2 separate regions of the Homo sapiens genome follow, and region 1 is linked to region 2. A link is a loop called in an ENCODE intact Hi-C map of the cell type or tissue named here. Cell type or tissue: IMR-90. All regions are shown on one strand. Links, peaks and the distances in the headings refer to the core of each region. The heading gives the core; the rest is flanking DNA. Region 1 overlaps RPS6KA2 (ribosomal protein S6 kinase A2). Region 2 has its middle 9.5 kb from the start of MIR3939.

Region 1 (16,857 bases), core at 4,750-12,749, 530 kb after region 2:
GGATATTTATTTTGCTTTCTGCTGCTCTCTGTGATCCGATACTGCCAGCAGATCTTTTTATTTATTTATTTATTTATTTATTTTTTTAAGTAAACACCTGTCATCCCACTGCTGTCCCCGGGGTCTTCAGTGGCCTGCTGGAGCAGGACCCATCTGCTGACAGTAAGTGTGGGGACGGTGGAGGTGTGGGCTGCTGCCTTTTAATTTAGCTTCAGAGATGAGCGAGTGAACGTCTGCACGGGAGCCATTCCTTCTGAAGGCCAGCTCTGCTTGATGAGCTGAGTGAGAAGCCACGAGTTAATGATCGGACTACAAACCTCTGCAGAGGATACGGCAGAGTCCAGCAGATAGAAGCTGTGTTGGTTTTTCCCCCGTGGCTGAAGCATGCTGAGAACACAGAATTAGCACGAACCCAAAAAAAGCTTCGTAAAAGTTAATCACTGCAGACAGCACAAGCCAGTCTGAGGACGGCTCCCAGCCCAGCCTGGCGTCCCTTGCAGGGGGACCCAGGGAACTGCAAATATTATTACAGGCAGTGAATGATGATGCTGGAGACACACAGTCACCAGGGAGGGACATCTTTGTTTCTGGAACTCTGTCCAGGGCCTAGACCCTTAGTATTGCACTGACTCTTATTATTACTGTTATTCGTTATTCATGATCAATACTAGTAGCTCATGTTTATGTTCTTTGTACAGTTTGAAACCCTTCCAAGCACACCATTAGCTGTGATGCTGTGAGATGGGAGAAACTTGTAGAGGAGACTGAGGCACAGGACAATGAGAAGCTTGAGGTCGCTCGGTGATCTGGCAGCGCGTGGGGTGTGCCCTGAACTTGGCTGTTGTGTGTCCTGGCAGGAGCAGAGGGTGGGTTCCGGGTCTTCAGGCCACTTTGGTCTTCTTGCCCACAAGTGGAGTATTTGCAGTATGGCGCAGAGAGTGGTTTGGGGGTGTGGGAGCTGTAGGCTGCGGGTCAGGGCCTCACAGCACAGGCGTCTCCATGCAGCTGTTGCTCCCATTGCCAGCAGCGAGATTTCTATCCTTTTATTCCTACATTATATACACTAGGAGCACTCCCCCTTCAGGGAACCCAGCAAGGACTCTGTGCAATGAATCATCACCCTTCAGGTGCTTCTTCTGTTGGACCCACCTACAGCCGGGTAAACTGCAGGCACAGTCCCGCTCCATGAGCCACTGACCTGTCACACCCATCGTGACGCTTTGAAAATCGTTTAGATTCTTCCTGCGGCGCTTTCGATCCTGTCTTCTCTCTGGTCTGCATATTTTTGCATTATTATTTTAGGAATAATCTATAAATGTGCCCTTTGCCTTATTGGAGCGTATTAATTCCAAAATGCCTGAAGCCAAAACCGTCTACAGAAGGCAGATGTTAGGGTCTGAGACCCCAAACTAGCATCTGTTTCCTATGTCATCACCCAGTTCCCGTTTTTCTGTTGCTGTCTCGGTCCTCTTCTCACTTAGCTGAAGGTCTTTAGTATAAATAGAATCCTGATGGGCCTGCTCCGGGCTTCCTCACGTGCGCTTGTTTCCCGTGAAATTCGTTTCAGCCCTGCGGCCACACTGTGTCATTCTGACATCCTGGGACAAATGAGATGATTTTAAATGTGCCTGGCGAATTTGATCATGAGACTGCATTTTCTCTCGTCGGTTTCGGCATGAATTGTCCCAGAGTCTCAGAAAGGGGGGATCCAGGGCAGAATTGCCAGTGTCTGTCTCGTTAAGCTCAGAATCCCAGGTGAGATGCTGCTGCTGTTTCACTCTCAACACAACCCTGCCTACAGTGGTTTACATACAAAGCAAGAGGCCGGATGACTTCTCCCCCAAAGCCTCAAACCCGTTCTTAGGTTTGCACATGGAAAGAAAAAGCATACACAGTAATAACACATATTAGCACCTTCCAAATGTTTACGCAGCATCAGGAAGACATTGACCGGCCTTTAAGATTGCAGCAAGCCTCGAGGAAGCCGTCCAAAGGGCCAGAGTGACCGGCTCCAGTTGGCCACCGGCGGCCCGCACAGAACCTCACTGCCTGGCCCAGACCAGAGTGAGAACGCAGCAGCCTCCAGCAGGTGGGGCATGGTGGTCTGCAGGCCCCAGTGAACAGGCTGTGTTCATAGCTGCGGTTGGCACACGGACCCATGTTACGGGGTGGCCAGTTGCCTGAAGGCTCCCGCGGCACAGAAGGAAGGCCCTGGCCCTCAGCAAGCGCTCCGTCCACTCTCACACGCATGCCTCCCTCTGGTCTTGTTGGGGTCTGTGAGCTGAAAGCCTGGGCTCACAGCCGAGGGGTGGAAAGCACGGGGAAAGCAGAGGCGGGCTTCCTCCTGCTGCCGTGTGAGGGGGAGCTATTTGTGTGGTACAAAAGTGCTACGGGACTACCTGGGCTTAGGACCTCCTCACTGGGCATCCCAGGTGACTCGCAGCACCGGGCTAGGCACAGATGGGGCAGAGCACAGGGGAAGTCTGAGCCCAGCCCCCAGGCGCAGTGTCCTGGGCTGGAGGGAACCGGGACCTGACTTAGCAGCAGATACTTAGTATTAAAGGAGTGGGATGGCCTCAGCCCAGAGGAGGTCACAGCAGTACCAGTGCTGGGCTGTGAATCTGACTTAGAAGGCAGGAAGGTGACAGCCTCTGGATGTGAGCCTCCAGAGGCAGGGTGGTCACAGATAGAGCCTGTGCTTTCCTGGACAGCTGTGAAGCGAGGCTGTGGTGCCTGCCCCATCGGTGGACGAGGAGGGAGAAGGATGTGGCCTGTAGGAAGCCAGGCAGAGCCTGCAGCCCTGCCCCACCGGGGGTTCCATGGGGAGGGGAAGGGGTTCCAAGGACAGTGGCCAGTCGCCTCAACATCCAGTCCTCCTTCTTGAAGAAGCTGGTTGACGTTGCACTTTTGAGGGTTGGAGCAGAAACAAGGCAGGAAGGGTGAGGTAGAGAAGGAAGCAGGCAGGGCCAGGGTCTCCCACCTTCACCCTGGGTGGCACCTGCGCGATGCTGTGTGGTGGGGCTGTTATGGGTGGCTGGGTTCTGCACACCCTGGCCTCCACCCCTTGGGAGCCTGCAGCGGTCACACAGGTGTGGCAGCCAGCAGTGTCTTTGGGCACTGCCAAATGTCCCAGTGGGGGCAAAACCCCTCTATGAAGAAGCACTGGGCACCAGGCTCTGGGGATGGTTTTATCAGAGGCTGTGGTGGGGCAGGGGCAGGGGTGGGCAAGATGGGTCCCCAGGATGATGGAGGAAGAGCTGGCACGGAGGAGAGGAGCTAGAGGGGCCATGTGGGCCCCTGCTTTCCGGAGGTAAACACTTCACACTGGAATGAATACGTGACAACCAGTTTTGTATTTTATTTTGTTTTTAATGGAAATCTCTTGTGTAAATAAATTCCTCCTCATAATAAAAGTAGGAGGCCTGGCTCTGTGCTGGATCGAGCTAGTGCGTGCTCTCTCTCTTTCTTACCCCCTTCCCCTCCCCCTCCCCCATTTCTCCCCTCCTCCCCTCCGTCTCTTTCTCCCCCCACCCCCTCTCTCCCCATCTCTCCCCATCTCTCTCTCTCTCTCTCTCCACCTCTCTCCCTCGCTTGCTCTCACACAGAGGGAGGATGTGATTTTGACTTCAGCAGGATTCTTAATAGCCCGGCTCTCAGGACTCTCTGGGTGGGGAATGGGCTGCACTGGCCTGTTCGTGGCACCCGATGGCCTGGGCTTCCCAGCTCAGGAGACTTCCTCAGGCAAGCACATGTGTCTGGGGAGATTATTCCCACCTGTCCTGTGCCTCACTGCAGAAAGCAGCGTCTTTTCATTTCTGAAAATGGCTTGAAGAGTAACTCGGTGCTAATGAAATCTATGCCCCCAAGGCAGGAAATGAGCAAATAATTCAGGGCTGAATTCAATCCTGTTTCTCCTCCGATGGTTCCCGCGTGCACGCCCTGAGCTCTTGCACATCAGGGCACATCCTGCTGCCTGATAAGCCCCCGGGGGAGCTCGGGGGCGTCTGTTGGCACCTCGCCCTCCTGCAGTAGCTGTGGGCCCTGGTTTCTGGCCTGGGCTCTGACCCAGGTGCTCCCGGATAAGCAGAGCAGGGTGTGCCCCAGGTGGGACCCAGATGTCAGACGCCCTCCTCCCTCCTCTCCCTTCCCGTCGGGCCTCATCGGAGGAGGTGTTGAAATTTGCTTTCCAGAGATGTAGAACAGGTTTTAGCTGGAGTCACTGTGTCCATTTTCCAGAGCTGCACGGCCATGAGGGTCCCTGAGTCCAGAACTGAGCTCTAGATGGTCACACACAAGTGCCCAGGACAGGACTCCAGGCTGGATGTTTTCTGCGAACACCGTGGGGACCCTCCCTAGGCAGGATTAAGGAAACCCCATGCTCAGTGGGGGGCAAGACCCCAGCCTGGCCCTGCCCTGCTGCTGCCCTGCTAACTACCAGGCTGGCCCCTCAGCACACTGGCATGGCCCGTGCCTTCTGTCGTCAGGGTGATTTGACTAAACCCAGCATCCTCTACTGAATCTGCCCGGAGGTCCCTCGGCCTTCCAGTCAGGCCTCAGGCCCCAGTCCTCCCTCCAGTGCCCCTCCCCCTCCACACTTCTCTCAGCACTGGGCTCCCCCGGCTCCCTCCATCTAAGCACCACCTGCAGCATCACCCGCCTGAGGACTACGCCAGGTTCCAGGTACCTGTGTGTGCTTTCTTTACATTGAATTCCCAACAGAATGCCTTGTTGCCCTAGAGGATTGAAAACAACACATCTCAGCTTTGGAAAGCATTGTCAGGCAGGCAGCTCTGAGACCGGAGCACAGAGGGCTGTGGACTTTCTGTGCCTTCTGTCCAAGGTCCTGTTGGGGAAATAAGTTTGGGCCCAGAGGGGGCATGGGAAGGGCCGGTTCTCTGCAGATGCAGGCGTCCTCCTGTCGAGGAGCCTGGGCGCCCTCATTCTGACACCCAAGGCAGGTTTCTGGCAGAGGTGCCAAGGCCCCAGAGCACAGGCCCTGAGACACTGGCAAGAGAGCACCCTGGGGTGGCTCTGGGTCGGCGGTTTTTGCAGTGCCCCGCAGAGCTGAAGTTCCGTGGTGCTGGCCCCAAAGTCCCAGGGCAGGGAGGAGAGAGCCACACGGCCTCTTCACTGCTGTCCCCAGTGGGGGCAAGTGGTGGCTGTCCTGTATGATTTTACTTGGAAAAGAAGATTCTACTACCAAGAAGAAGCTAGAAAACTATTGCCCTAAAATGAAGAACACTTGGCATGTCCCCAAACCCTCATACCTCAAACTATGCCTTTTCTATACCTTTCTATAATACATCGTTATTATATATGCCATAGTATCTATCATACTACACATAATATATTTTATGCCATCTATATTTCAGAGTATTTAGAAATCCCTTGTAATCCACAAGGCCAATGCAGTCTGTGATAAGAACATCCTTCCCTCCCCACAGCAGGTTTCTCTGTCCCCAGTGTTCTGTGGCAATGTCTGTGCATCCTCAGTGCCCTGTCTTGCTTTCCTTGTATTAATAGACGCTGTACCGGAAGGAGATCAAGCCACCGTTCAAACCAGCAGTGGGCAGGCCTGAGGACACCTTCCACTTTGACCCCGAGTTCACAGCGCGGACGCCCACAGGTGTGTGCCACAGTGGTTCCCTCTATCGGTGGCTTCTCCCACCTGACCCCTTAGAGACAGATATCTAGGAACAAGAAATTCCCATGCCTCAGAATTCTTTTCATGGAAAATAACTGTCCATTCTGTTTGGGTTTTTTGTTGTTGTTTTCTCTGCTCAGTGATAAAGGTTTAAGTGATAGCCCCAGTTCTCTGTTGTTCCCTATATAACCTCCACCTTGGAAATGATGAAGGTATCCTTATTCCAAGACACCGGTCCAGTTACTTCCTGTGTCAGAGAGACACACAGCAAGAGCAAGAAAAGAAACTGGAGGCAATTAAAATCCCTCTTTCAATTAAAGTGCATTTACGGAGAGGGAAGGCTGTCAGTTATGTCTATAGATTTATGAGCTATAGATATTATTCATGCAAAAAACAGAAACCCATTTGAAAAGTAGTATCGGCTACTAAATAGCACAGCAATTGGATGCATAGATTTGGTCTCCTGGTGTGTCTGAAATTACTCTTGGGGTCTAGCAAATTTCATCAGAACTGGTCAGCTCCCTTTAAAAGTTATCTTTTTGGGATATTAATGAATTAAAGTCTGCTTTTTTATATATGGTAATTATCCTGGTCTGATAGGGCTATCATAACAAAATACTACAGACTGTGTGGTTTAAACAACAGTCATTTATTTTCTCACAGTCTGGAGGCTGGAAGTCCAAGTTCAAGGTACTGACAGGGTTGGTTCCTGGTGAGAGCTCTCGCCTTGACTTGCAGACAGCTGTGTTCTTGCTGTGTCCCCACGTGGCCTTTCTTCTGTGTGTGCAAAGACAGCAAGATGGAGCTCTGGTGTCTCTCTGTCTTCTTATAAGGACACTAGTCCTCTTGGATTAGGGCCCCACACTTTTATCCTCACTTAACTTCAGTTATTCTCTTAAAGGCCTGTATTAGTCTGTTTTCACACTGCTGATAAAGACATACCTGAGACTGGGCAATTTTTCAAAAGAAAGAAGTTTAGTGAATTTACAGTTCCACATGGCTGAGGAAGCCTCACAATCGTGGCAGAAGGCAAGTAGAAGCAAGCCCCATCTTACGTGGATGGCAACAAAGAGAGAGCTTGTGCAGGGAAACTCCCCTTTTTAAAACTCTCAGATCTCATGAGACTCATTGACCATCATGAGAACAGCACAGGAAAGACCCACCCCCATAATTCAGTCATCTCCCACCAGGTCCCTCCTACAACACATGGGAATTATGAGGGCTCCAAGATGAGATTTGGGTAGGGACACAGAGCCTGAGATTTGGGTGGGGACACAAAGCTGAACCATATCAAGGCCCTGTCTCCAAATACAGTTACACTTGGGGGTAGGGCCTTAACATTTGAATTTGGGAAGGACATAATTCAGTCCACAACACTAACAGTATGCTGGTTATGTACAAAACCATCCACAAGCTCCTTCTGTAGACATAAGTGGGACAAGTCCAGGGAGCTGGTGGTTGGCCAGGCTGCATCTTGGATCTACGGGGATTCACTGTATTTTTTCTCGCTGCTTTTGAATCTGAAATTTTCTTATTTTTTAAAAGATAATCGGGAAACAAATATATGGTCAACCACAAAATGTCAGGTAGATGAAGTTAGAGAATCCACTTTGTTCCTCCAGATTCAGCTGTTGGTGAAATCCCTGTTTCCCATATACCCAGATGAACACATTGAGGAGGGTGTGAGCGTGTGCAGATAGGGAGGGTTGCGGGGCTTTTAGCGGGACTTTTGATGGGCCTAGGCCAGCTCCTGACCCAGGCCACATTGGTACCAAGAACAGGAAGAAAGCTGATTCCGGGCACTGTAAACCAGGGAGTCATGCCACCGGCTGCTCAGTTACTTCTTTTGGGTCATCCTGCAGTCCCCAGGTAGAATTAAAACTATCATTATAGCTTTGGTTCATCACTGATTCATGATGTAATGAGGCTGCCTTGGAGAACACTTCTGGGTCTGCTCTCTCCGGTAAGTGACTGTGGGATTTTCACCTCACCCCATTCTCAGCTTCCTTAGAAAGTATTTGTGTGTTGGGGTTGGTCCTTCCCATTGACAAACTTAACCCAATTCACAGAACAGGATTACTTTTCAGTTTCTGAGTTTGAAAAGATGGGGCAGGATTTGGGGATTCCCTCCTGCCCCTGCCCACAGGTCACCCAAGCAAGTCATGATATTTCTCCACCTATTGTTGGCCTGAATGTAAAAGGAGCTCAGAGGCAATTAGGTCTGACCACGAGATCGTTGTCCCTAAGTCCACAAGGACCATAAGGTCCCTAACAGAACGTGCACACATCCTCGTGAGGTGCCAACATGTGGGGCTGTGTGTTTAAAATGTGGAAAGAAAGTCTATGTTTGTGCTGCTTGGTAAGAAAATGTTAATACAGTCAACTCTAATATTCATATGGACATGCCTTTTATCTTATCTGTGAAGAATTTAAACCCCAACCTAGTTGGCCAGTGGAACCGGAAGCTTTTTTTGAGCTTCTAGAGAATTCCATTGTATTTTAATAATAGCCTAAGGAAAACATAATTAGACACAATGCACTCCAGTGCTATTCAGAATTGCCTTTTTTATTCCTTAGTGTTTCCAGTTCTCCAATCAGTTTCAGTTAATTTATCACACCACTGTTTGCCTTTGAGGTAGGTAGTAATTGAAGTGCTAAAGACACATTAAACTCATTCTGATTTGTACAGGAGAGTAGGATTTTCTAAGCATGTGAGCTGAGCACATGGCTGGGTGAATGAGCAGCTGTAGAAATGTGACTCTGAAGCAATGGATAAGCTACAAATCCTCTATGTTAGATCCTGGACTCACAGTGGGAATTTCTTACAGTTAGGCTTTCAGTCTTTTCTGAAACTTCAGCCAGCGCTCAAGCTGGTTTCTATTCCCTGATCACACCTTGGCTGCCCCCTAGAGCATGCTGCTTAGCCCGAGATGCCAATCTAAGATTTTAAACCGATCAGGCAGACTCCACAAATCAGGAAATACCCACAGGACCATGAGAGGTTGTTTGTAATTACTGTAGTTCTACATCTCCTTTTATCTGACTCACAATTTTGCTCTTCTTAAATACTGTGCTGAAAATCGGCATCCCTCAGGTGATTATAAAGTGCTTTAAATTCTATTTAGGCCACCTGTCATTTCCTTACTAGCTAGCCACACCGACCAAATGTCAGCCTCTTAACTTTTGGTGAAGATCCACTTGGCCTTCGGTAAATTGCTGTTACTTTTACCCTTTCCGCAGGCTCTCCTTGGTCTGTGTGAGGAGAGGCATGGGTTCTCTGGCCACGGAAGGTTGTGGCTGTGTCTTCCGTGCCTCTTGGTTGGTTAGAAGACATTGCTTATTGGAATTACAGATTTTCCATTCACCAATGAAACTGTGTCTGTCAAGTTAACATGGCCTGTGCCCCCACCCCCGCACACACTCCTCCACAGGCTGTAAATTGGACTCCCAATCCTTGCTCAGCACTTCACACTCGTGTGGCTCTGCGGATTCCCCAGAATAAGCTCAAGCTCTGAGTCTAAATCCCTAAGGGAAGACATCAAAGTGCCTCCAGGTTTGAAGATTTCTTAAACCATGATGTAGCCATGTGTGTTTCATTTTTCCGGGGGAGAATCTGCGGCCCGTGGTAGCTCAGGGGATCTTTGGGAGGAGGCAGACCTCAAAGCCAGACTTTGTGCAGAGAGCAAACCGGGTGTAGCAGGAGCGCCTCCTCCTCGAGCGGCTCCGTGTGCCGCGAAGCAGAGCCGCTCAGAAAGCCCCGAGCTTCTCTGCCGGGTCGCGCTGCAGAATTTCAGTTTCTAAAAACCACTCAGGGTACCTTCGGTTTTTTAACGACGCTTCGCTAGTCTGGAGCGTTGGAAGTTTATTTCCAAACACAGCCGACTCTGGTCACATTAGTCCAGGGGTCGCGTGGGCATCTACCTGGGGTGACTGTGAAGGCCCCTTTTTTGGCCCCTTTGAGGGCCGACACCTGGCTCTAGCTGCCTCTTGGTTCAGGACACTGAAGATGAGCCCGGGTCCATGACGCTTCCTACCCCAGGAAGAGCACCAGTGGGACGCTGCGTCGTCCATCTGCCCACGGCCTGGCCCCCGCTTGCACCAGAGGCCCACGCGGCGTGGGGCCCGGCTCCTGGGCTTCGGAGCGGCTGCCCTCATAACCGTTGTCCCCAAAATATGATGCTAAGAAACAAAACACGTGTTCTCTGCAGCTGCCTCCCACCCCCACACACCTGCCGCACCGTGTGGAGATAAAACTGAGAACTAGGTGCACTTTCTTCCTTTCAAAGTACAGCACCTAAACAGACGAGGGGGGGAAGAAGTGCTGAGAGACAAAGGCCTGCGGGTAGAGAATTCTCGAATATACAAATATGCACACAACTATACATACAGGGAGTCTTAAAAGATATATAAATAAGAATGTTTAAATTTGTACATATGTGTGTTTTCAGGAAAAATTACGTATTATATTTTCATATATTATAAATTTACATATTATATAATGTATTATAGTATTCTATTTTAGTGTAATATATATTCTATTTTAATATATTAATCTATTATCCTATTCTGTTTTTAAATATATTAAAATATATTTAATTTTTTAAGTAATGTCTGGGTTCTTCATATTGTTCAACAGCTTTTTGCTTTTTTGATTTGACAAACGATTAGGAAGCCACGTCTCTGTCAGTCCATGCAACTGTGGCTCCTTCTGATGGCCCTGGTCTCGCTGGCAGGACTCACACTGCAATCATTACAAAGCATCCTGATACAGATGGGCCACTGTTGACCATGACCATGATTGTCTTAGTGAGGAGTATTTAGTGTCTCCTTTTTCTTTTCTGTAACACATATCACTGAAACAGACTTTTTCTACATTTATGTCTAAGTACTTTGGGATTTTTTCGTTTGCTTGTTTTTTTGTTTTGTTTTGTTTGAGACAGAGTCTCGCTCTGTCACCCAGGCTAGAGTGCAGTGGTGCGATCTTGGCTCACTGCAACCTCCACCTCCCAGGTTCAAGCGATTCTCCTGCCTCAGCCTCCTGAGTAGCTGGGATTACAGGCGTGCGCCACCCCGCCTGGCTAATTTTTGTATTTTTAATAGAGACAGGGCTTCACCATGTTGGTTAGGCTGGTCGTGAACTCCTGACCTCGTGATCTGCCCACCTCAGCCTCCCAAAGTGCTGAGATTACAGGTGTGATCCACCGCGCCCAGCCTGTTTTATTTTTTATTTCTGTAAATTTCAGAGGTACAGATGTAGTTTTGTTCATGGGTAGAGTACATAGTGGTGAGGGCTGGTCTTTTAGTGTAACCATCACCTGAGGAGTGTTCATTTTACCCATTAAGTAATTTCTCATCCCTCACCTTCTCCCACCCTTCCACGTCTCCATTCTCTATCCCACCACACTCGACATCCACATGCAGACATTATTTAGCAATTTAGCACCCACTTATGAGTGAGAACATGCGATGTTTGACTTTCCACGTGTGAGTTGTTTCACTTAAAATAATGGCCTTCTTTTCCATCCATGTTGCTGCAAAAGACATGATTTCATTCTTTTTTATGACTAAATAGTATTCCATTGCGTATATGTACCACATTTTGTTTACCCAATCACCTGTTGATGGACACTTAGGTTGATTCCATGACTTTGCAATTGTGAATAGTGCTGCAGTAAGCTTCCAAGTGCGGGTATCTTTTTGAGACAACGATTTCTTTTCCTTTGGGCAATGCCCAGCAGTGGGATTGCTGCATCGAATATAGTTCCATTTAGTTCTTTGAGAAATTTCCGTACTGTTTTTCATGGAGGTTGTACTAATTTACATTCCCACCACCTTTCTCCACATCCTCACCAACATCTGTTATTTTTTTGACTTTTTAGTAATAGCCATTCTGACTGATGTAAGGTGATATCTCATTGTGGTTTTCATTTGTATTTATCTGATGATTAGCGATCTTGAGCATTTTTTATATGCTGTTTGGCCATCTGTATGTCTTCTTTTGAAAAATGTCTACTTATGTCCTCTGGTCAATTTTTAATGGGGTTATTTGTTTTGTTGTTGTTGTTGAGTTGTTCGAGTTCCTTGTAAATTCTAGATATTACTCCCCTGTCAGTTGCATAGTTTGCAAATATGTTCTCCCATTCTGCAGGTTGTCTGTTCATTCTGTTGATGATTTCTTATGCTGGTCTTAAAGCCTTTTTGTGTGTGTGTGTGTGTGTGTGTGTGTGTGTGTGATGGAGTCTCACTCTGTCGCCCAGGCTGGAGTGCAGTGACGCCATCTTGGCTCACTGCAACCTCCGCCTCCCGGGTTCATGCAATTCTCCTGCCTCAGCCTCCCAAGCAGCTGGGATTACAGGCGTACACCACCACACCTGGCTAATTTTTTTTGTATTTTTAGTAGAGACAGGGTTTCACTATGTTGGCCAGACTGGTCTCGAACTCCTGACCTAGTGATCCACCTGCCTCAGCCTCCCAAAGTGCTGGGATTACAGGTGTGAGCCACTGCACCCAGCCCTTAAAAGACTTTCGAAGTCTTTCGCTAGACCCATGTCCTAAAGAGTTTTCTCTAGGATTTATTCTAGTATTTTCATTGTTTCAGGTCTTTCATCACTTAAGTCTTTAATCTCTTAGTTGATTTTTGTATATGGTGAGACATAGGGGTCCAGTTTCATTCTTTTGCTTATGACGAACTAATTTTCCCGGTATCATTTATTGAAAAGAGTGTCTTTTCCCCACAAAGTTTTTGTTGACTTTGCATGTGGCTTTATTTCTGGGTTTTCTATTCTGTTCCGTTAATCTGTGTGTCTATGTTTATACCAGTACCATGCTATTTTAGTTACTATCTCCTTGTGATATAATTGAAGTCAGGTAATGTGATGCTTCTAGTTCTAGCTTTGTTCCTTTTGCTTAAAATTGCTTTGGCTATTCAGGCTCTTTGTTGGTTCCATGTTAACTTTAGGATTGTTTTTTCTAATTCTGTGAAAAATGACGTTGGTTTTTTGATAGAGATTGCATTGAATCTGTAGATTGCTTTGGGTGATATGTTCATTTTGATGATATTAATTCTTCTGATTCATGAGCATGTGATGTTTTTCCATTTGTTTGCGTCATCTACAATTTGTTATTACTGTGCACTTTTGAAAGTAATTCTGTAGAATTACTTTCAAAATTTTTAATTTTGAAATTTTAAAGTTGGCTTTAAATGTTGCCAGTTGACTTTCCAGAAGATTATGCCAGTTATGCTCCCTCCTACAATTATAAGTGTCCACCCCCAGCCAAACCCAGATGTGATTGATTTCTTTCATTTTTGTTAGTTCATTAGACAAAAGTGTTGTCCTATTTAAATATGTGTATGCTTACTCCTTAGAGAGATTGGGCATCTTTTCATGCCTATGGTAGCTATCAGAATTCCTTCCTTTGAGTATTTTGCTCTTTTCTCATTGATCTCTGGGAGCTTTCGGGCAATAGAGAGTTTAACCTCTCATCTGTTATGTATGATGCAGATTTTTTTTCCCCACGAGGGATTTATCCTTTTGTTTTTCTTAATGATAAACTTGAAATGGGATCAATCTCACAGCAGTCATGCTTTTGAACACAGATCTTACAGAGATCAGAAAAATCTTAATGGAAGGGAATTACTCCTTTCGTACTATGCCTTGCTGTGGACAGGAGAAACGTTGCCCAAATGTCCTTGGAGAGCAGAGCACGTGCACAGCACACATGCAGTTATGCAGCTGTGGGCACAGGGGTGGGACCTGTCGAACCTAGAGACCAGAAGCTAAGGATACAGGATTCATGTTCACTGACAATTCCATCCTGAGGTCATTGGTGCCTTCTTAACTGAGTCTGGAGTGGGTAGGGGTGGAGGAGTGTGGTCAAGAATATAGAGTAAATTCAGAAGTTGGCAAACTAACAGATGCCATCAATGATAATCCTGAAGTTTTTGTTCTGGGTATTTTTGCCATTTAAAAATCAAACCATTAGCACAAGCCAAAAGAATGTAGTTTCATCTGGTTCAGCATTTCTACATGTCTGTTTTACCTTTTCCTCCACCACAGGCATACGCCACGTGCACACACACACACACACACACACACACGGACTTGCACACACATACCACATGCACACACACACTATCACTTCACCCCAGGGTCACCCAGCTTTCGTGGCATCTGAACTCTGCCCCTGTCACCTACAGACTCTCCTGGCGTCCCCCCGAGTGCAAACGCTCATCACCTGTTTAGAGGATTCAGCTTTGTGGCCTCAAGCCTGATCCAGGAGCCCTCACAGCAAGATCTGCACAAAGTCCCAGTTCACCCAATCGTGCAGGTAACTGTGTTTGCCTGCAGTGGGTTGGGGGTAAGAGGGCACTTGGATGATGGGTGACTCTGGTGTTCCCTGTGGCCTCAGTCACCCGGGGGTTGGGTGCTTAGGATGGGTGGACTTTAATCACCAATTCTTCCCTCACACTTCCCATTGTTCTGAGTGTCTGCCATGGTGGTCCCTCGTGGTTATCCCCCATGGCGGTCCCCATGATGATCTCACGTGGTGCTCCTTCATGTGGTTCCTGTGATGGTCTCACATTGTGGGCCCCCATGGTGGTCTCCAGTGGTGGTCCCTGTGACGGTCCCCATGGATACTCCCATGGTGGCCTCCTGTGGTGGTCCCTGTGGTGGTCCCCATGGTGGTGTCCTGTGGTGGTCCCCATGGTGTTCCCTGGGGTGGTCCCTTGTGGTGGTCCCTGTGGTGGTCCCTGTGGTGGTCCCCATGGTGGTCTCCCAGGGTGGTCCCTGGGGTGGTCCCTGTGGTGGTCTCCCATGGATATTCCCCATGGTGGCCTCCTGTGTTGGTCCTCATGGTGGTCCCTTGGGTGGTCCCCTGTGGTGGTCCCCATGGTGTTCCCTGGGGTGGTCCCTCTGGTGGTCCCCATGGTGGTCTCCCAGGGTGGTCCCTGGGGTGGTAGCCATGGTGGTCCTCATGGTGGTTCCTGTGGTGGTCCCCATGGTGGTCCCTGTGGTGGTCCCTGTGGTGATCTCCTGTGGTGGTCCCTGTCGTGGTCCCCATGCTGGTGCCTAGGGTGGCCTCCCATGGTGGTCCCTGTGGTGGTCCCCCTGGTGGTCCCTATGGTGGTCCCCGTGGTGGTTCCCTGGTGGTACCCGTGATGGTCTCCTATGGTGGTCCCTGTGGTGGTTCCCGTGGTGGTTCCTGTGGTGGTCCCTAGGGTAGCCTCCCATGGTGATCCCTGTTGTGGTGGTCCCCATGGTGGTCTCCCTGGTGGTCCCTGTGGTGGTTCCCATGGTGGTCCCTGTGTTGGTCTCCATGTTGGTCCCCATGGTGGTTCCCCGGTGGTACCCATGATGGTCTCCTACGGTGGTCCCTGTGGTGGTTCCCATGGTGGCTCCTGTGGTGGTCCCTTAGGTGACATCCATGGTGGTTCCCATGGCGGTCCCTGTGGTGGTCTCCATGGTGGTCCCTGTAGTGGTTCCTGTGGTGGTCCCTGTGGTAGTCTGTCATGGTGGTTCCCATGGTGGTCCTCGTGGTTGTCCCATGGTGGTCCGCGTGGTGGTTCCCATGGTGGTCCTCGTGGTTGTCCCGTGGTGGTCCCTGTGGTGGTTCCCATGGTGGTCCCCGTGGTGGCTCCCATGGTGGTCCCTGTAATGGTCTCCGTGGTGGTATTCCATGGTGTTCTGAGCCCTTGCTCCTACCCTACTTGGCATTCGTCTTAAAGAGGGAAGGTAAAGCCCTGGGAAGAATGTCACCATGGTGTCTATGGCCAGAGACTGGAGCATCTTCACTGTGTGGAGCCCAGCCAGGACCCTAGGGTAGCAGTTTAATTTGTGGGCATCATTTTCCCATGATGAAATGGAATCTTTGGGAGGTCTTTGGAAGGTGGTATTTTCATAATGAGTTTCCCACCTAATAAATGTAACCAGAATACAGAGAATTCTAAGGGGTTAAACTTAATTCTAATTATGATTAAACTTATTTAAGAATGAAATCCGGGTAAGTTGAATGGCATTGGATTTCCATCCTATTTCCTTCCCTGGCCTTTGGAGAAATACAGGTGTGTAAAGTAGACGTTGTCATGACAGTGCAGGCTGCCATGGTGGCTTTCTGTCTTAGTTAAGAGCGGGTGGGTGGGGCTGCTGCATGCAGGTCAGAGCAGGCTGTGACTTGGACACCATGGAGTCAGATTTCCGATGAGATGTTTCCATCCAGAGTCTTGCTCTGCACACAGGCATTGGAGCCACGCACCCAGCAGCTGCCAGCACTTCCTTTTCACTTTCACATTCTCCTGCTCTCAGATCTTTGCGAGAAACATACCAGCCAGTGGACACAGAACGGCCTGGTGTCTCAAAGTTAAGAGTCATAGCCCAAGGAATCAGAGAAGCTGGCATTTAGGTCAAGAACATCACTAAGTAGCTCTGCAGCCTTGGGCAGGGGGACCCATGAGCTCCCAGGCCTCCACACACTCAGTTCACAGTCGGTGCCTCTCTTCGCCCCACATTCTGTGTGCGTGTAGCTGCACCGTCCCCTCGTGTGAGGGTTCCGACAACTCTTCTTCTCTTGGTCCCTCTGCAGCAGTTACACGGGAACAACATCCACTTCACCGATGGCTACGAGATCAAGGAGGACATCGGGGTGGGCTCCTACTCAGTGTGCAAGCGATGTGTGCATAAAGCCACAGACACCGAGTATGCCGTGAAGGTAAGGCAGGCCTGCTGAGTGAGCAGGGCCCTGTGTGAGTGCAGCGCGTGGGAGCACGTGTGGTATGTGGGAGCACGGAGCATAGGAGCATAGCAGGGCCCTGTGTGAGTGCAGCGTGTGGGAGCATGTACAGCACATGGGAGCACGGAGCATAGGAGCACAGCATATGTGCTCACGTGCTCAGCTGTGCAGTGACTCCAGCAGGGACACCTGAGCCTGAGTGAACATTCTCTCCATTTGCCATTTTCCAAGCTCTGATATGATGGAGTTCAGTTTGCTTTGATATGAGGTCACCCATTAAAAGGTAGTTTTGCAAATCATGAATATTTTCAGTCATATGTACCACGCAGGGACTGAGCACCTTTCGTAGCTTGGTGTATGACATACACCAAGAGCAAAAGTTTTGGGCCCCCAGTATTTTGAGAAAACAGAGTTGGGGGACAGGTATAGAATTTGGCAAGGAAAGGAAGGAAAGAAAAAAGGGAGGAAGAAAATACTCAAAGAAA
Region 2 (12,713 bases), core at 341-8,340:
ATGGACTTTTCTATGAAACAGGCACTGAATCTAAAGCAAATGGTGGAAGAAGAATTGGTGCTAAATGGAAACATGTTTAGAGAAATGGAAAAGCAAAAAAGTCAGACAAATTATGATGTATCTCCATCAGATTACACTTATTGTGCCTCCCTCTCCTGCCTCCTCTTCCACCTCTTCTACTTCTGCCACCCCTGAGACAGCAAAGCCAACCCCCGCTTCTCAGCCTATTCAAGGTGAAAATTATGAGGACGGAGACATTTATGATGATTCACTTACACTTAATGGAGAGTAAATATATTTTCTCCTCATGATTTCCTTAAAACGTTTTCTTTAGCTTACTTTATTATAAGAATACAGTATATAACATATGTAACATACAAAATTGTCGAGTGCGGTGGCTCACATCTGTAATCCCAACACTTTGGGAGGCTGAGGCAGACGGATCACTTGAGACCAGGGGTTTGAGACCAGCCTGGCCAACATGGCGAAACCCCGTCTCTATTAAAAAGATAAAAATTAGCCAGACATGATGGTGCGTGCCTGTAATCGCACCTACTCGGGAGGCTGAGGCAGGAGAATCTCTTGAACCCAGGAGGCGGAGGTTGCAGTGAGCCGAGATTGCACCACTGCACTCCTTGCCTGGGTGACAGAGCAAGACTCCATCTCAAAAAAAAAAAAGTGTTAATTGTTTATGTTGTTGGTAAGACTTCCGATCAACAGTAGGCTGTTACTACAGTTTTGGGGGATGGAATTTTGACTGTGAGGGTCTGTGCCCCTAACCTCATGTTGCTTAAGGGTCAACTGTACATAGATATGTTACATACACACACATACTTCCTCCCTCTCTGTAATTTGGATCCTATGCCTATTATCTTTTAGTTTACTAACTTGACTTAAGAAGTCCTGATCATTTTTTGATGTTCATGCATACCGTATAGATCCTACCTCATTTGACTCCTACAAAATATTTGTTAAGGGTGTTCTAAAAGTTACTTTTTGTAGTTAAACTACACTTTATTTACATTTGTTTGTTATGGAAATAATGCATAATAATCGTTAAAAATCCAAACAAAAGGGGGGAACATATTAAAAGAAAAGTAAGGGTCTCCCTGCTACTCTACCTACCTACCCACCTACCTTATCTGTTACCATATCCTAGACCCAACTGCAATTAACAATTTCTGGTTTTAGTTCTTCTGGTTCTTTTCATTATAACCTTAAATACTGTACATATACATCTTGACTCACCAGCTGAAAATCCTTCAAAGGGACAAAAACTTATTCTTAACTCCTAATTTAAAAAATTGTATTACTTTTAGTTTTGCTAGAAGCTTTCATGACTTTAGGTTGTTTACCTAAATCATTATTTATAAATTTTACACACTGTATATTGGCTCCCTACTAGGAGAGGTGAGGAATTGGTACATTCTTACTTTCTCGTCTTTTCCCCTCCCCCTCCTAATTTTGTTAGTTTCATTCTCATTTTTAGTCTGTCAAGAATTTGCATTCTTTTTGTAAATAAAATTACAGACATCCCTTGGTATCCATGGGGGATTGGTTCCAGGACCTCTCGTATACACCAAAATCCACATACACTCAAATCCCACAGTTGGCCCTGTGGAACCTGTGGATATGACCATTCGCATCCCAAGAATACTGTATTTTCCACCTATTCTTGGTTTCAGTTGTGGAACCCACTGATATGGAGGGCCAACTGTATATATTGAAAACAATTTGCATATAAGTAGACCCACACTGGTTCAGACCCCTGTTGTTCAGGGTCAGCTCTATATCTTTCCAACTTTGTGCATTGATTGAAAAACCAACAACAGTATGATATTAGGGCTATAACAGATCTGTTAGGCCAAGCCCACATGCCCCTGAACAGAACATTCTGCACATTGGGCCAACTTCCAACTGCCGGCACCTGAAGTTATTTGCATTATCAGCTATCTTTGTCCACCAGAGCCTGCTCTGCCTGCATTTTGGGAAGACCTAAAGTGCCAAGGAATTAACACACCCTGCAAGTATGCTCAATTGAAGGCAATGAATAGAAAAAGACCCCTGACTCCTTCACCCCTGGATTTCAGGGAGGTAAATCCAAGATGTATGCTAAGGAGGTGACACTTAATGTCAGACACACACACCTGTTATGAGAGTTTCCTGATTGAATAAGAAAGAGGCATTCCAGGCAGAAGTACCCGAACATACAAGAGTGCAAGACCAAGAGGCTAAGGCAGATTGCTCTGTGCAAGAAGTGGCAGGTAGTGTGGCGTGGCTGGAGATGAAGAAATGACTGGATTGGGAAGGACTTTATCCACCAATCTAATGAATTTGACTTTCATCTTGAAGGTGTGAAATAGCGTGCTAAACAAGTTTAAAAGCAAAATGTCATTAGCCTATTTGTATTTAGAAAGAGCACTCCAGAAGCAAGGAGGGGATGGGTGAATTGGATGTACTGACACTGGAACAAGGAAATTATTCCAATAGTCCAGGAAAGAAGAAGGACATCAACTAAAATTGCACAAGTGAACATGGAAAAAAGAGGATGCGTCTGAGAAATATAAATATTGGCCGGGGCGGTGGCTCACACCTGTAATCCCAACACTTCGGGAGGGTGAGGTGGGCAGATTGCTTGAACTCAGGAGTTCAAAACCAGCCTGGGTAACATGGCAAAACCCCTCTCTACACAAAATACAAAAATTAGCCAAGCGTGATGGCATGGCCTGTAGTCCCAGTTACTCAGGAGGCTGAGGTGGGAGGATCACTTGAGCCTGGGAGGTTGAGGCTGCAGTGAGCCATGATCTCGCCACTGCACTCCCACCTGGGAGATAGAGTGGGACCCTGTCTAAAAAAAAAAACAAAGAAATATAAATATTGTATTAGGGTTTACCAAAGAAACAGAACCAATACGATATATGTATGTATACGGGTATATATATAAGGAGATTCATATAAGGAACTGACTCACAAGATCACTGAGGCTGGCAAGTCTACAGGATGAGCCAGCAAGCTGGAGACCCAGGAGAACTGATGGCATAGTTCCTGACCAGAGGCTAGCAGGCTTGAAATCCAGGAAGAGTCAGTGTTTCAATCTGAGTCTGAAGGCAAGAAACAAGCTGATGTCCCAGTCAAAAGATCAGAAGGCAGGAGAGATTCTTTCTTACTCAGGGAGGATCAGTTTTTTTGTTTTATTCAGGCTTCTAACTGATTGGATGAGACTCACTCATATGTTAGGGAGGTCAATTTGCTTTACTCAGGCTATCCATTTAAATGTTAATCTCATCCCAAAACACCCTCATACACACACCCAGGATAATGTTTCAGCAAGTATCTGGGCACTCTATGGCCCAGTCAAGTTGACACATAAAATTAATCACAAATATGTTCCAGTAACTTAGTTTTTAAACAACTAGATTCTTATGAGAATAAACTCAGGATAGGATAGGGGAAATGCTTTCTGGCTTTCCACTTGCATATTCTTGGAATGTCACTTTTTCTTAAATGTTAAAAATTGAAGGCCAGGCATGGTGGCTCATGCCTGTAATCCCAGCACTTTGGGAGGCTGAGGTGGGTGGATCACGATGTCAGGAGTTCCAGACCAGCCTGACCATCATGGTGAAACCCCATCTTTACTAAAAATACAAAAAAATAGCTGGGAGTGGTGGCGCGTGCCTATAATCCCAACTACTCAGGAGGCTGAGGCAGGAGAATCACTTGAAACCTGGGAGACGGAGGTTGCAGTGAGCCAAGATCACGCCACCGCACTGCAGCCTGGGCAACAAGAATGAGACTCCATCTCAAAAAAAAAAAAAAAAAATGAAAATGTGTCGTTAATCATCGAGATAGTCTTTCAGTCTGCACTCAGTAATATTAATGCCTTCTCATTGAAGTCATCTATTCTGTTCCCATAAAGATCAGGATAGTTTAGGTAGTGGTGAATAAATAAGGTTCTCAATGGCCTATTAGTTTTTTTAAATGTTCAAAAGATAGTAGCATGTTGGGAAAAGAGATGAATTCCACATTTCTTTTGGTACAGTACAACTTACTGAAATTGCTTTCTTATTTCAACAAGGATTTACCAGGTTGTGTGTAGTGGTTAAAAGCATGGACTTTACAGCCACATTACATGGGTTCAAATCCACTTACTAGTTATGTTAACCACAGGAAGTTAGCTAATGTCTCTCTGCCTCAGTTTTCTGTTTGTAAATTAGGATAAAAATCTCCGTAGATGTGAATATGTATAGCTAGATAGTAGATTGTATTCAAAATCCCAATCATAACATAATAAAAATATTAACTATTATTAGTTGTTTTGAATATACAACCTAATTTCATTTTCTCCATGATCTGAGCATGTTGAGTTATTTTTAAACAACTCCATTTTACAGATGAGACAGTGTTCCAATAAGCTAGGTAGTATGCCCACAGACACACAGCTAGCAGCTGAGATGAACCACCCAAGTCTATTTGGTTTTCAGCTCATGTTCTTTTCATGATATTTTGCTTTCTCTCAATATTTATAGAATTTAATTTAATTGACTAGAATTAAACTAAGAGAAAATGATTGAATGAAGAGATGCAGAAGGCAAGAGATAGCAAAGGTCATTCTGGGCTGGGCATGGTGGCTCACACCTGTAATCCCAGCACTTTGGGAGGCCTAGGCGGGTGGATCATCTGAGGTCGGGAGTTCAAGACCACCCTGGCCAACATGGTGAAACACCCCCGTCTGCTAAAAATACAAAAATTAGCTGGGTGTGGTGGCAGGCGCCTGTAATTGCAGCTACTCGGGAAGCTGAGGCAGGAGAATCGCTTGAACTGGGGAGGTGGAAGTTGCAGTGAGCCGAGATGTGCCATTGCACTCCAGCCTGGGCAGTAAGAGCGAAACTCCGTCTCAAAGCAAAAAAAAGAAAAGCTACCTTTACCAAAGACAGTTAAAATGATGGCCACCAAGGGGCAGTGTGCAGCAGGCAGAGAAGGTGGCTTTTTAAATTATTTTTCACTGCCTGCTGAGACAAAGATGTTACACCAGAATATGCCACCCTAACATATGCTTCTTTGGCATAAGGATTATTTTGAGCTGAAGACGATTGAGAAGAAACAAATAAAAGAAAAACTCTGCCTTCCCTTTCTTTGCCTAAAGGCAGGACATGCTAGTTAATGATCAACCCCTGACCTAATCGGTTATGTTACCTATAGATTACAGACATTTTATAGAAAAAGAAAAACACGGTGAAAATCCCTGTCCTGTTCTGTTCCATTGTAATTACCAGTGCATGCAGCCCCCAATCACATACCCACTGCTTGCTCAATCGATCATGACACTCTCATGTGGACCCCCTTAGAGTTGTAAGCCCTTAAGAGGGAAAGGAATTGCTCACTTGGGGAGCTCGGTTTTTGGAGACGTGAGTCTGCTGATGCTCCCAGCTGAATAAAGCCCTTCCTTCTACAACTCGGTGTCTGAGGGGTTTTGTCTGTGGCTACAAACCTGTCTTTGGCCAGTCTAATTTACAGGACCTCAGCCAGAGAACTAAGATGGGTAGAGGCAATACAGGAGATAGAAATAATTTAGGTAGGTAGATAGGGTGAAAGAGTCCCTGACAAAAGCTTTTCTTCTGACAAAAAACAGCTCAGAAATTACTTCCATTCTAACCACAGGCAGTCCAAATAAATCACTTCTCTTTTAACAAAGAGCAGCCTGGAAGATTGGACTGTATAATGTAGATAAGCATCTCCGGCACAGAGGGAGAGTTTCTTGGGTAGTCACCAAACTTACATAAATGGGTCCCAGTAAAAACAGTAGGCTTTAATGAGCACATTCCTTTCCCCTTTTTTGGACAGGGACACACTAAGGTTAGCTAGAAGCTTGCATGGTGGGGTGGGGGAAATGCCTGCAGCTGCAAGGAGGTACCCAGGACAAGGCATGGAAACTCCCCCTATTCTTGTTAGCACATGCAAGGTGGAAGGAGAAAGGCAGTGTGGAGTCGCCCAAGCTAAGAGCCTGCCTGCATGATAAAAGAATGGGGTAGGGGCTGCCAGAGATTCCACTCTATACAGATGACACACCTGGTCCTAACCAGGTTTTCATGCCCTATGTAGATAAGATACCCGCTCCCTACTAGCTCGTTGATAAAAACCCTCCATTTTACTGCAGCACGGCAACCCGTCTGGGACCTCTCTCTGTGAGAGAGAGCTGTCCTTTTCCTTTTGCCTATTACACTTCTCTAACTTCACCCTTTGTGTGTCTGCATTCTTCATTTCTGTGGCCATGAGACAAAAAACCTCAGCTGATATCCCAGACAACAAGGCTGCTTTAGAGGGAAAACGGATAGCTAATATTATCAGTTAATTGGCTATGTTAATTGATACCTTCAAATTAGGTGTTTTAAAATAAATGCTGAGAACAATATGAAAGTGTTTTTCTTTTACTAATTCTCTGAGGATTTTGTTATTTATTTAGCTTTACAATGCCTAGCCCCCTTTATAAATGTAATTATTGTGTTGCTAAGTGCATGTATACAAAAAATTCATTGGTTCAAAAGCCATAGGCCTGGTACCATAGCCATATATGGTACGTTCAAACCTTGGAAATGCACATTCTCAGTGTGTCGGAAGCTCTGTACTGCTCCTTCTTGAAGAACTACTTTGATTTGTGGTTAACTCGCTGTTTTGACTCACTGTTTTAACTCCCATTACTTCAGTATCTGACATTCAGCCTCAGAATCTGGCCAGTGTATCAGGGCTGGAATTAATTGATTAACACCATTAGATGGCAGTACTATTTAAATTCCAAAAATGGTTATAAACTCATTCTCTAAAATGTGTGTCAAATAGAATATTTGACTGATAATAACTCTAAGAGCACAAAAGGATTAAACACACACACAAGACAAAGTTTGGGATATACCCATTGGAAAAACCCTTGGTCTCTTTAAATTTTTTTTCATATGTATGTATATTGCACATATTGCCGGCCTCTTTATCTCTTTTTTCCTTTTTTTTTTTTTTTTTTTTGAGAAGGAGTCTTACTCTGTCACCCAGGCTGGAGCACAGTAGTGCAAACATGACTCACTGCAGCCTTGAACTCCTGGGCTCAAGCGACCTTGTCACCTTAGCCACTGTGACCAGCCTTCTTTTCCCTTTTGACTTTGTTATATCACACTGACTCTAGAAATGTGGTTCTTTATTGGGGCGATTTTGCCCTCCCCCGGGGACATCTGACAAGGTCTGGAGACATTTTGATTGTGGGTAGGGGGAGGGACACTCTGCTACAGGCATCTAGTTGGCAGAGCCCAGAGATACCGCTACACACCCTACACTGTGCAGAACAGCCCCTACGGCCAGGAATTATCAGGCCCAAACAAAATACCAAGTTAGTTTTTAATTTCAAAGTTTACGCGTAACATTATTTTTTAGATATAAAAAATATTCACACATTAATTTGATCACAAGAAATTTTAAAGAAATTTAAACATTTTCAGAAAAGGCTACTTCAAGGTGTCATGACAGCTTTGGACCAAACATTAATGTTCTATATGACTTTGGGCAAGTCAGTCATGTTTATTAGACTTAATAACCCAGGTAACGTTAGCTGTTGGAGGGTTTTTTAAAAAACGTTTTATTTTGAAAAAACTTCAAACTTAAAGGAAAAATGGCAAGAATACTACAAAGACCTATTTATTCAGATACACCAGTTGTCACAATTTTGCCATATTAACTTTATCTATTGATCAATTTCTCTTTCAGTCTATTGACCTATCTATCTTGAACTATTTGGGATTAAGTTGTAGACATCTGATCCCCTTACCCTTAAACACTTTACCACGTCTTCCTAAGAATAAGACCATTACTCCACACAGTACACTTATCTAAATCAGGAGACAGCATTGTTATAATACTGTTACCAAGTGGCAAGCTGGTGCACTGTCCAGACAGGGAGAGAGGGAGAGAGGACCTGATTTGTAACATTTGCCAGTTCCCATGTGTGATGGTTTACTTTGGTTCATAACTACCATTGTCCTTGTTACAGTCTTTTATTAAAATGTGGGGTGTGTTAGGCCGCAAGGGCAGGCCTCAAGAAACAGAATCTCTCTCCTGCCCTCCTTTCACCTGCCCCAAGGCAGGATTCCATCTTCTCCCACCTTTCCAACTGTGGGTCTTAAGACTTTTCAGAGAGGGTCCTGCCATACACACTGGGGGAAGGAATGCTGACGTCATGAAGCTTCCATGAAAACTCAAGAGGACTGAGTTCAGAGAGCTTCCGGATAGCTGAAAACATGGAGGTTCCTGGTTCCTGGAGGGTGGCGCCCCAGGCATGGAAGCTCTGAGCCCCTTCCTCCGCACCTCATCTCTTCATCTGTATCCTTTGTAATATCCTTTATTATAAAACAGCAAATGTGTTTCCCTGAGTTCTGTGAGCCACTCCAGCAAATCAATCAAACCCAAAGAGGGGGTCATGGGAACCCCAACTTGAAGCTCAATCAGAATTTCCCAAGGCCCAGATTTGCAACTGATATCTGGGGGTGAGGGTGGTCTTGGGGTCTGAGCCCTCAATCTGTGGGATCTGATGCTACCTCCAGATAGATAGTGAAGGAACTGGGTGGAGGTCCTGGCTTGTGTCTGCCTCTTGGTGGTGGGGAGAAGTTCCCACACATATGGTCACAGGAGTCTTCTGTGTTGATGATTGCTGTTGTGGTGTGAGAGCAGAGGAAAAACACAGTTTGAGAGAGTTTTCCCAAAATACCATGGTAAGTGGCTCATCATGGCTGATTTCAGGTTATCAACAGCTTAACAACCAGCTCAAAACATGCTTTGCTGTTTAACAATCAACTCTCAGGGAATCAGTGAACTGGTGAGCACAAAGCTACTGTTAACGAATCCATGGTTCATATGCAAAAGTTACCAACTGCTCTAATAATGTCCTTAATAGTCATGTTTTTTTCCAAGTTCATGATTCGGTCTGTATCATCATTTGTCACCTCTCTTTAGTATCCTTTAACCTGGAGTGGTTCCAGCCTGTTTTTGTCTACTGGGGCATTGCTGTTCTTGAAAGAGTACAGGTCAGGTGTTTTGTAGAATGCCTTTCAATTAGGGTTTACCCAGTGTCTTCTCTGGATTAGATTTACATTATGCGTTTTTGGCAGGAATACCACATACATGATGTTTACTTGGTTCATTGGATAAGAAGCCCGTGATGTCGGTTTGTCCTATTATTGGTGATACCAATTTTGGCCACTTGGTTAAGTGGCATGTGTGAGGTTTTTTCATTGTAAAACTGTTATTTCCTTTTTGTAATTAATATGAGACACTTTGAGACTACGCGGATATCCTCTCCCTCATCAAACTTTTCTCCACCAACTTTAGCATCTGGTTGCCACCCTCCAAAATGGCCCCAGTGATCCCATCTCCTAATAAGTACATGTCTGTGTGGTCCTCTCCCACACTGCATAGGAATGGCTTACGTAACCAATAGGTAGTTGAGGATGTGATGCAGTCTGACTTTTGAGGCTAAGTTGTAAAGAAAGACACTGTGTCTTCCTCCTTGTTGTCTTGGAGCGCTTGCTCTGGAGAAGCCAGAGGTCATGTCGTGAGGATACTCAAGTTGCCATTTGGAGAGGTGCACATGGTGAAGAAATGAGGCCTACTGCCAATGACCATGTAAGTGAGCCACCACGGAGATACTCCCATAGCCCTGATCAAGCCCTCAGATTACTGCAGCCTCAGCTAGCATCTGGACTGCAATCTCATGAGTAGGCCCAAGCCAGAATCACCCAGAAAAGCCATTCCCAAATTCCTGTCCCACAAAAACTGTCCAAAAATAAAAAATAGCCACTAAGTTTTGGAGTAATTTGTGGCATGGCAGTAGATAACTAATATAGCATCCATTGAAAACTTTTTTCTTGGCCGGGCACCGTGGCTCATGCTTGTAAGCCCAGCACTTTGGGAGGCCAAGGTGGGTGGATCACCCGAGGTCAGGAGTTAGAGAGTAGCCCAGCCAGCATGGCAAAAACCTGTCTCTATTAGAAATACAAAATTAGCCGGGCGTGGTGGCGCACACCAGTCATCCCAGCTACTCGGGGGACTGAGGCAGGAGAATCGCTTGAACCTGGGAGGCAGAGGTTGCAGTGAGCTGAGATCGCGTCACTGCACTCCAGCCTGGGCGATGGAGCAAGACTCTATCTCAAAAAAAAAAAAAAGACAACTTTTTTCTTCAATCAGTTACTAATAAGATGGCTGCAAAATGGTGAGGTTTCATCATTTTGTTTTACTTCATCATAACATCTACATTTATTAGTAGGCATCTACTCTAAACAAGAGCTTTTCCTTCTTGTTTTATTTATTTATTTATATCAGTTTGGTGTATAGACTCCTATTTTACTCAGTTAGTTATAATCCATTATTTTTATTGTTTATTTTGCTGCTCAGATTGTCCCAGCCCTGGCTGGTGTCCTTTTGACTCCTGTGTCCTTTTACAGAGTCAGTGGTCTTCCCTCTCCCAGCTCTGGAGCCAGCCATTTTTCCACGTATCTCTATTTCCTTTTAGTGGAGAATGGTATTCAGAAACCAAACTTACTGTCTATAAATATTATTCTGTACATTCTGCTGAAAGTTTAAAAGTGTTGCTTTTTATATTTGAATCCTTAATCTCCCTGGAATTTAGCGTATGGAGTGAGGGAGATATCAAATTTCATTTTTTCACACATATATAACCAATTATTTCAGCATCTCTTATATTGAGGAGTTGCTTCTTTACCCAGATAGCTACAATGCTGACACTAACATAAATCAGCTTGATATATGTCAGTTTTTTTCCTGGGTTCTCCATTCTGTTTCATTTGTATGTGTTTCCATAACTACACTAATAACAGTGTTAAATTATTAAAACTGTATAATATGTTTTGACATCTGATAGGGCAATCTTTCATTTATTCTTCTCTTTCAGGAATTCTTTGGCTATTCTTAGGCCTTTTCTCATCCAGATAAGATACTGAATCAGCTTATCAAGGGCCAACTTATTGAATTGTTATTGAATTTGAGATGAATCAATAAAGAGAAAGGAGAGCCATGAAATTAGAAAAACTACCCTAATTAAGTCTTCCCTTCTAAAAGTCAGGAAAACTAGCATTACTTGAAAATGAGTACCAAAAAAACTAAGGTCAAATCCCATACAAAGTCATTATGAAGAAAAAAAGAGAATAAAACATAATTTCTTTAGAAAATAAATTATGACAGAAAGCCATGGCTTCAAAACAGATGAAAACTAAAATATTTTAAAATAAGTTAATAAACATCTAAAATGACATTAGATATGAAAAAATGACGTGTCAGATTTAGAAATATACAGAAAGGAGATGACAAACTCAGAAAAGAAGTAAAAATTTTAAAAACATTTCAGAAATGAAGAGAGAAAGAAACACGAGCAAATAAACAGAACTGATAATGCATTAAAAGAAAAGATGAAAAAATATGAGGCTATAAAAGAGACGTGTGGTACAGGATAACGGTCACCCAAAGATGTCCCCATCCTAATCTCCAGAACCTGTGCCTGTGTCACCTGACATGGCAAAGTGACAGCAAATGTGACTACCTTATGGATCTCAAGAGAGAAGCCTGATCCTGGATCATCTGGCTGAGTCCAGCCTAATTGCATGGGTCCTTAACAGTGGAGAGTCGACTGCAGTGGTATGAAGGAAATGCAGCTATGGAAGAAACGGTCTGAGAAATGGTACATTGCTGGCTTTGTGGATGGAGGAAAGTGGTCATGAGCCAAGGGATGTGTACTACCTCTAGAAGCTGGAAAAGGGAAGAAAACAGATTTGCCCTAAAGCCTCCAGAATGAAATCCAGACCTACTGACACCCTGGTTTTAGCTCAGTGAGACCCATGGTGGGCTTCTGAAGGCAAAATTGTAAGATAATAAATGTGTTAAGACACTAAATTTATGGTGATATGCTACACAGTGGTAGAAAATTAGTACAAGATGAAAAAGATTTAAAAGGAAATGACAGATATACATATATAGGAAACAGGCAAGGAAGACCCTGTACACATGGGTACACGTGCATGCGCACACACACACAGATATATTAGTTCCTAAAGAAATAAAATCAGCCAGGCGCGGTGGCTCACGCCTGTAATCCCAGCACTTTGGGAGGCTGAGACAGGTGGATCACCTGAGGTCAGGAGTTCAAGACCAGCCTCAACATGGAGAAACCCTGTCTCTACTAAAAACACAAAATTAGCTGGGCGTGGTGGTGCAGGCCTGTAATCCCAGCTACTCAGGAGGCTGAGGCAGGAGACTTGCTTGAACCTGGGAGGCGGAGGTTGCAGTGAGCCGAGATCGTGCCATTGCACTCCATCCTGGGCAACAAGAGTGAAACTCCGTCTCAAAAAAAAAAAAAAAAAAAAGAAAATCAAAAGGAATAGATCCAAACAAACAAGATGTATAATTCAGGAAAGGTTTCCTGAAATAAGCATATACTTGAAACGACATATTGAAAGATTATCTAAACACCTTGGAAAATGGAGTCCAAATATCCAATACCAAGACATTCTAGTAAAATTATTGGAAGAGAAAGGAAAGAAGGAAGAAGGGGAAAGAAGGAAGAAGGGGAAAGAGGGAAGAAATAAAATTTCTTGGGGTTCCTTTCCCCACCAAAAGAAGATGCACTGACATTTTGAAAGAAAATTAGTTTGACATCAGATTTTTCAACA

Evidence for each region. Hi-C counts contacts between places; a loop is a spot of excess contacts. Peaks named below come from ENCODE experiments on the same cell type or tissue, not always from the same donor. Only the 100,000 strongest peaks of a DNase experiment are listed, where the experiment ranks them.
Region 1: a loop joins it to region 2, with 3 times the contacts of the local background. A loop is called at or near these places in 2 of 110 quality-filtered maps.

What each region holds. Positions count from the first base shown.
Region 1 is chr6:166,448,218-166,465,074 of GRCh38, reverse strand. RPS6KA2 (ribosomal protein S6 kinase A2) reads left to right here. Exons shown (of 21, transcript NM_021135.6): 12 at 5,524-5,626; 13 at 13,842-13,972; 14 at 16,226-16,351. RPS6KA2-IT1 (RPS6KA2 intronic transcript 1) reads left to right here. Exons shown (of 4, transcript NR_046793.1): 2 at 1,568-1,755; 3 at 1,934-2,089; 4 at 4,237-4,412. Among named protein-coding and RNA genes, the nearest start is that of RPS6KA2-IT1, 8.7 kb to the left of the region's middle. RefSeq lists an enhancer at 14,855-15,521. In IMR-90, for the core only: a CTCF peak has its summit at 8,547 (motif pointing left); no DNase peak of the experiment used is centred there.
Region 2 is chr6:166,982,074-166,994,786 of GRCh38, reverse strand. No RefSeq gene overlaps it. Among named protein-coding and RNA genes, the nearest start is that of MIR3939, 9.5 kb to the left of the region's middle. In IMR-90, for the core only: a CTCF peak has its summit at 4,953 (motif pointing right); no DNase peak of the experiment used is centred there.